Regions from separate parts of the Homo sapiens genome. Here region 1 is linked to region 2. Evidence: chromatin loops called from intact Hi-C (ENCODE). Cell type or tissue: natural killer cell. All regions are shown on one strand. Links, peaks and the distances in the headings refer to the core of each region. The heading gives the core; the rest is flanking DNA.

Region 1 (3,479 bases), core at 290-2,789, 74 kb before region 2:
ACCTCCTGGGCCCACCCTCTGGGCTGCCATGGGGATTGCAGGATCACTGGGGAAGCACCGTGTCTGGGTGGCTGCAGCTGCTGAGCTATTGGTATTGCTGTGCCAGAGGGGAGGGGATGAGGGGCTCTGCGAGGAAGGAGAGGAGGGTCCCATCCTCAGATACAGCAGTGTGCAGTGAGAAGACCCCAGTACCGCGTATTGTAGAGATTGAGGTGGGGAGAGAGGAAGTCAGGGAGAGGCGCCTGTGGCCCCAGGGGCAACTGACCACGAATCCCCTTCCCACCCAAGCCTTGTCCTGACGGTGTGCGTCTCCCAGACCCAGGCCAATGCCAGGGCCATCCACAGGCTCCGGAAGCAGCTGGTGTGGGTGAGTGTCCTCGGGGCTGGTGAGGGGACAGCAGCTTCAGTGGAAACCCTTCCCTATGTGTGGCCGAGGGCCTAGAACACGTCTGAGCGGGTCAGGTGGGTTCTTCCCACTGGAGGGCGTGGCCTCAGGCTGAGAGTGAAGACGGGGAAGGGGAGGAAGAGAACAGCTCGGGCTCCTGAGACCAGGAGCCAGACCTGGTAAGTACATGACCTTAGGGGCTGGGCCTTTGCCTGTAATCCCAACGCTTTGGAGGCCCAGGCAGGAGGATCGGATCACTTGAAGCCATGAGTTAAAACCAGCCTGGGCAACAAAGCAAGACCCTGGTCTCCACCAAAAATAAGTAATTAATTTTTTAAAAGGAGAATGTGGCCGGGCGTGGTGACTCACGCCTGTAATCCCAGCACTTTCAGAGGCCGAGGTGGGTGGATCACCTGAGGTCAGGAGTTCAAGACCAGCCTGGCCAAAATAGCGAAACCCCGTCTCTACTTAAAAAAAAAAAAAAAAAAAAAAAAACCGGGCACGGTGGTTCGTGCCTGTAATCCAGCACTTTGGGAGGCCGAGGTGAGTGGATTGCCTGAGGTCAGGGGTTCAAGACCAGCCTGGCCAACATAGTGAAACCCCGTCTGTACTAAAAATACAAAAAATTAGCTGGGCGTGATGGTGGGCGCCTGTAATCCCAGCTACTAGGGAGGCTGAGGCAGGAGAATCGTTTAAACTCAGGAGGCGGAGGGGCGGAGGTTGCAGTGAGCTGAGACCGCCCCATTGCACTCCAGCCTGGGCAACAAGAGCAAAACTCCGTCTCAAAAAAGGAAAAAAGGATAACATGGCTGAGTGCAGTGGCTCACGCCGAGGCGTGAAGAGTGCTTGAGTTCAGGAGTTTGAGACCAGGCTGAGCAACATAGCAAGACCTCGTCTCTACTAAAAATCAAATAAATGAGCTGGGCGTGGTGGCGCGTGCCTGTGGTCACAGCTATTCCGGAGGCTGAGGTGGGAAGATCGCTTGAGCCTGAGAGGTCCAGGCTGCAGTGGGCTGTGGTCTTGCTACTGCAATCCTGCCTGGGCAACAGGGAGACACCCAGTTTCCACAAAAAAAAAAAAAAATTACGACTTTAGGCTTGGGGCCAGGGGCTTAATGGAGCTGAGGGAGGAACAGTGACCTGGCTAAGGCGTGGCCTCAGGGTGGGGCCTCTACCGGGGGCGTGGCCTTGGGCTGCTTGGGGACGGACTCTTAGCGGGCGTGGTCTAGATCTGCATGGGGTGGGACCCTAGTGGGGCGTGGTCTCAGGGTGCGTTGGGGGCGGGGCCCTTGGAGGTCGTGGTCTCGGGCGGGGACGTGGAAGGAGTGGCATCTGGCTGCGTTGTGGACGGGACTCCTGAGGGCGTGGTCTAGGGCTGCATCGGGGCGGGACCCTGGTGGGGCGTGGCCCTGGGAGGGTGTGGCCTCGAGCGGGGCGTGGCCTCGGGCGGGGCGTGGCCTCTGGCTACTTTGGGTGCGGGCTGGCCCATGGGCCGCAGAGTTGCTGCCGCTGCTGTCCTCACACCCGCTCGTGGGAAGCAGCGCCTGTCGCAACTCGCCACTTGTTCTCCTCACAGCAGGTTCAGGAGAAGTGGCACCTGGTGGAGGACCTGTCGCGACTGCTGCCGGAGCCAGGCCCGAGCGACTCTCCGGGCCCCAAGTACCCTGCCTCCCAAGCTTCGCGCCCGCAGTCCTTCTGCCCCGGATGCCCATGCCCTGGCTCCCCGGGCCACCAGGCCCCGCGGCCGGGCCCCTCCGTCGTGGATGCCGCGGGACTGCGTTCCCCTTGCCCTGGACAGCACGGTGCCCCGGCCTCCGCCCGCAGATTCCGCTTCCCCAGCGGCGCGGAGCTGTAACCCCTACCCCTGCCTCCCCGAAGCCTCCCTGGGGCCCCTTCAGGCCTCCTTACTCCATCTTCCAGACCCCTGGCGACCACCGCCCCTCTCAGTGGCTCCAGGGCCTCCCTCAGAGGTCCCCAAAGATGGACACACAACCCCAGCGGCAGCAGGAAAAACATATGGGAATTTTCTTTCTATATTTTAATCTCATCCCTTTAAAATGTCTATTTTTTATTGTGTTTTTTATAATATACATAATCTATTAGTATAGTATCTCTTGAATGCGATTTTTTCTAGAATGTGTTCTGCTGATTTGTTTTAGAGCCATGAGTGCAATTTATACACATACATCTATTGGGAATGCTCAGAAGTTGTTTACTGATGGAAGTGCCTTCAGAAGAGTCCGGGAACCACTTCCTAAGGAAGGAAAGAGCTGGCCACAGTTAGAGCAAGCCTGCCTGGGGCCCTGCTCTGTGTTCCAGCTGCAAACTGCCTGCATCATCCCTTCCTGTTACTCTTCCTTCACCTGAGACAGTCGAGGCCACAGCGTCAGCCAGGGCCAGAGCTGGGATTTGAACCCAGGCACTCGGGCTCCAGAGCCACACTGCCCCAGTGTGGGGCTTAGTGGCGGCTCCTGGCCCTGACTGAGGGGCTGACTGAAGCCTGGTGAGAGCGTGCTGGGTCAGCCTCTCCCTGGCGGGAATCCTCTCCGTCCAGTCTTCTAACCTAGCAGCCTCACGTCCACAGAGCTGCCTTGTGAAACTCAGCAGAGCCCTGGCTTCCTGCAGAGCCGTGTTCTCCCAGCCTGCTTCATGGCTCCCTGGTTGAGCCAAGCTTGCGGATCCGTGGGGTGAAGGTACCCGCACCGCCTGGGCCTTAGTGGTATGTACGGGCCTGCATCGTGAGCAGCGGGCGGGGGCCCAGGCAGGTGAGGCAGCTGGCCACAAGGGCAGGGCCCGGCCCCCCTCCCAAGGCTGTGTCTGATATTCTTGAGCCTGTTCGAGTTTCCTTTTCCAAGCCTCCTGTTCTCCCACCCCCACCCCTGCCATGCTGCAGTGACTAAATCTGTGGTTCTCATCCTTGGAGAACACCTGAGTAGCTGCTACAAGCTGGCCACAGCCCAGCGACTCTGATGTGGTTGGGCTGGGTGTGGCCAGCAGCCAGGGCATCGGGACTTTTCGAAGCTCCCAGGTGACTCACCGGCAGCTGGGGATGAGAACTGTCAGGAGGGAAGGTCAGAAGTCCCAGGATGCACTTG
Region 2 (2,500 bases), core at 1-2,500:
TGGTGCATGCCTTTAATCTCAGCTACTCGGGAGGCTGAGGCAGGAGAATCGCTTGAACCCGTGGCGGGGAGGAGGTTGCAGTGAGCTGAGATCATGCCACTGCACTCCAGCCTGGGCGATAGAGCGAGACTCAGTTTCAAATAAATAAATAAACATCAAAATAAAAAGTTACTGTATTAAAGAATGGGGGCGGGGTGGGAGGGGTGGGGAGAGGTTGCAAAAATAAATAAATAAATAAATAAACCCCAAAATGAAAAAGACAGTGGAGGCACCAGGCCTGCGTGGGGCTGGAGGGCTAATAAGGCCAGGCCTCTTATCTCTGGCCATAGAACCAGAGAAGTGAGTGGATGTGATGCCCAGCTCCAGAAGTGACTCCAGAACACCCTGTTCCAAAGCAGAGGACACACTGATTTTTTTTTTAATAGGCTGCAGGACTTACTGTTGGTGGGACGCCCTGCTTTGCGAAGGGAAAGGAGGAGTTTGCCCTGAGCACAGGCCCCCACCCTCCACTGGGCTTTCCCCAGCTCCCTTGTCTTCTTATCACGGTAGTGGCCCAGTCCCTGGCCCCTGACTCCAGAAGGTGGCCCTCCTGGAAACCCAGGTCGTGCAGTCAACGATGTACTCGCCGGGACAGCGATGTCTGCTGCACTCCATCCCTCCCCTGTTCATTTGTCCTTCATGCCCGTCTGGAGTAGATGCTTTTTGCAGAGGTGGCACCCTGTAAAGCTCTCCTGTCTGACTTTTTTTTTTTTTTTAGACTGAGTTTTGCTCTTGTTGCCTAGGCTGGAGTGCAATGGCACAATCTCAGCTCACTGCACCCTCTGCCTCCCGGGTTCAAGCGATTCTCCTGCCTCAGCCTCCCGAGTAGTTGGGATTACAGGCATGCACCACCACGCCCAGCTAATTTTTGTATTTTTAGTAGAGACAAGGTTTCACCGTGATGGCCAGGCTGGTCTTGAACTCCAGGACTCAAGTGATGCTCCTGCCTAGGCCTCTCAAAGTGTTGGGATTACAGGCGTGAGCCACTGCACCCGGCCTGCACGCGTTCTTTGAAAGCAGTCGAGGGGGCGCTAGGTGTGGGCAGGGACGAGCTGGCGCGGCGTCGCTGGGTGCACCGCGACCACGGGCAGAGCCACGCGGCGGGAGGACTACAACTCCCGGCACACCCCGCGCCGCCCCGCCTCTACTCCCAGAAGGCCGCGGGGGGTGGACCGCCTAAGAGGGCGTGCGCTCCCGACATGCCCCGCGGCGCGCCATTAACCGCCAGATTTGAATCGCGGGACCCGTTGGCAGAGGTGGCGGCGGCGGCATGGGTGCCCCGACGTTGCCCCCTGCCTGGCAGCCCTTTCTCAAGGACCACCGCATCTCTACATTCAAGAACTGGCCCTTCTTGGAGGGCTGCGCCTGCACCCCGGAGCGGGTGAGACTGCCCGGCCTCCTGGGGTCCCCCACGCCCGCCTTGCCCTGTCCCTAGCGAGGCCACTGTGACTGGGCCTCGGGGGTACAAGCCGCCCTCCCCTCCCCGTCCTGTCCCCAGCGAGGCCACTGTGGCTGGGCCCCTTGGGTCCAGGCCGGCCTCCCCTCCCTGCTTTGTCCCCATCGAGGCCTTTGTGGCTGGGCCTCGGGGTTCCGGGCTGCCACGTCCACTCACGAGCTGTGCTGTCCCTTGCAGATGGCCGAGGCTGGCTTCATCCACTGCCCCACTGAGAACGAGCCAGACTTGGCCCAGTGTTTCTTCTGCTTCAAGGAGCTGGAAGGCTGGGAGCCAGATGACGACCCCATGTAAGTCTTCTCTGGCCAGCCTCGATGGGCTTTGTTTTGAACTGAGTTGTCAAAAGATTTGAGTTGCAAAGACACTTAGTATGGGAGGGTTGCTTTCCACCCTCATTGCTTCTTAAACAGCTGTTGTGAACGGATACCTCTCTATATGCTGGTGCCTTGGTGATGCTTACAACCTAATTAAATCTCATTTGACCAAAATGCCTTGGGGTGGACGTAAGATGCCTGATGCCTTTCATGTTCAACAGAATACATCAGCAGACCCTGTTGTTGTGAACTCCCAGGAACGTCCAAGTGCTTTTTTTGAGATTTTTTAAAAAACAGTTTAATTGAAATATAACCTACACAGCACAAAAATTACCCTTTGAAAGTGTGCACTTCACACTTTCGGAGGCTGAGGCGGGCGGATCACCTGAGGTCAGGAGTTCAAGACCTGCCTGGCCAACTTGGCGAAACCCCGTCTCTACTAAAAATACAAAAATTAGCCGGGCATGGTAGCGCACGCCCGTAATCCCAGCTACTCGGGAGGCTAAGGCAGGAGAATCGCTTGAACCTGGGAGGCGGAGGTTGCAGTGAGCCGAGATTGTGCCAATGCACTCCAGCCTCGGCGACAGAGCGAGACTCCGTCATAAAAATAAAAAATTGAAAAAAAAAAAAGAAAGAAAGCATATACTTCAGTGTTGTTCTGGATTTTTTTCTTCAAGATGCCTAGTTAATGACA

Evidence for each region. Hi-C counts contacts between places; a loop is a spot of excess contacts. Peaks named below come from ENCODE experiments on the same cell type or tissue, not always from the same donor. Only the 100,000 strongest peaks of a DNase experiment are listed, where the experiment ranks them.
Region 1: it touches region 2 in a loop (14-fold over the local background); 6 of 110 quality-filtered maps call a loop at or near these places.

What each region holds. Positions count from the first base shown.
Region 1 is chr17:78,138,874-78,142,352 of GRCh38, forward strand. TMC8 (transmembrane channel like 8) reads left to right here. Exons shown (of 16, transcript NM_152468.5): 15 at 289-367; 16 at 1,961-3,479. The coding sequence ends at 2,239. Among named protein-coding and RNA genes, the nearest start is that of C17orf99, 5.8 kb to the right of the region's middle. RefSeq lists enhancers at 1-150, 265-904, 2,541-3,479, 3,383-3,462 and silencers at 1,744-1,933, 3,455-3,479. In natural killer cell, for the core only: no CTCF peak of the experiment used is centred there; DNase peaks (open chromatin) are centred at 538 and 1,638; H3K27ac peaks cover 608 bases.
Region 2 is chr17:78,213,008-78,215,507 of GRCh38, forward strand. It overlaps BIRC5 (baculoviral IAP repeat containing 5), which reads left to right and starts at 1,246. Exons shown (of 4, transcript NM_001168.3): 1 at 1,246-1,420; 2 at 1,673-1,782. The coding sequence starts at 1,310. RefSeq lists an enhancer at 991-1,892. In natural killer cell, for the core only: no CTCF peak of the experiment used is centred there; a DNase peak (open chromatin) is centred at 1,204; H3K4me3 peaks cover 392 bases.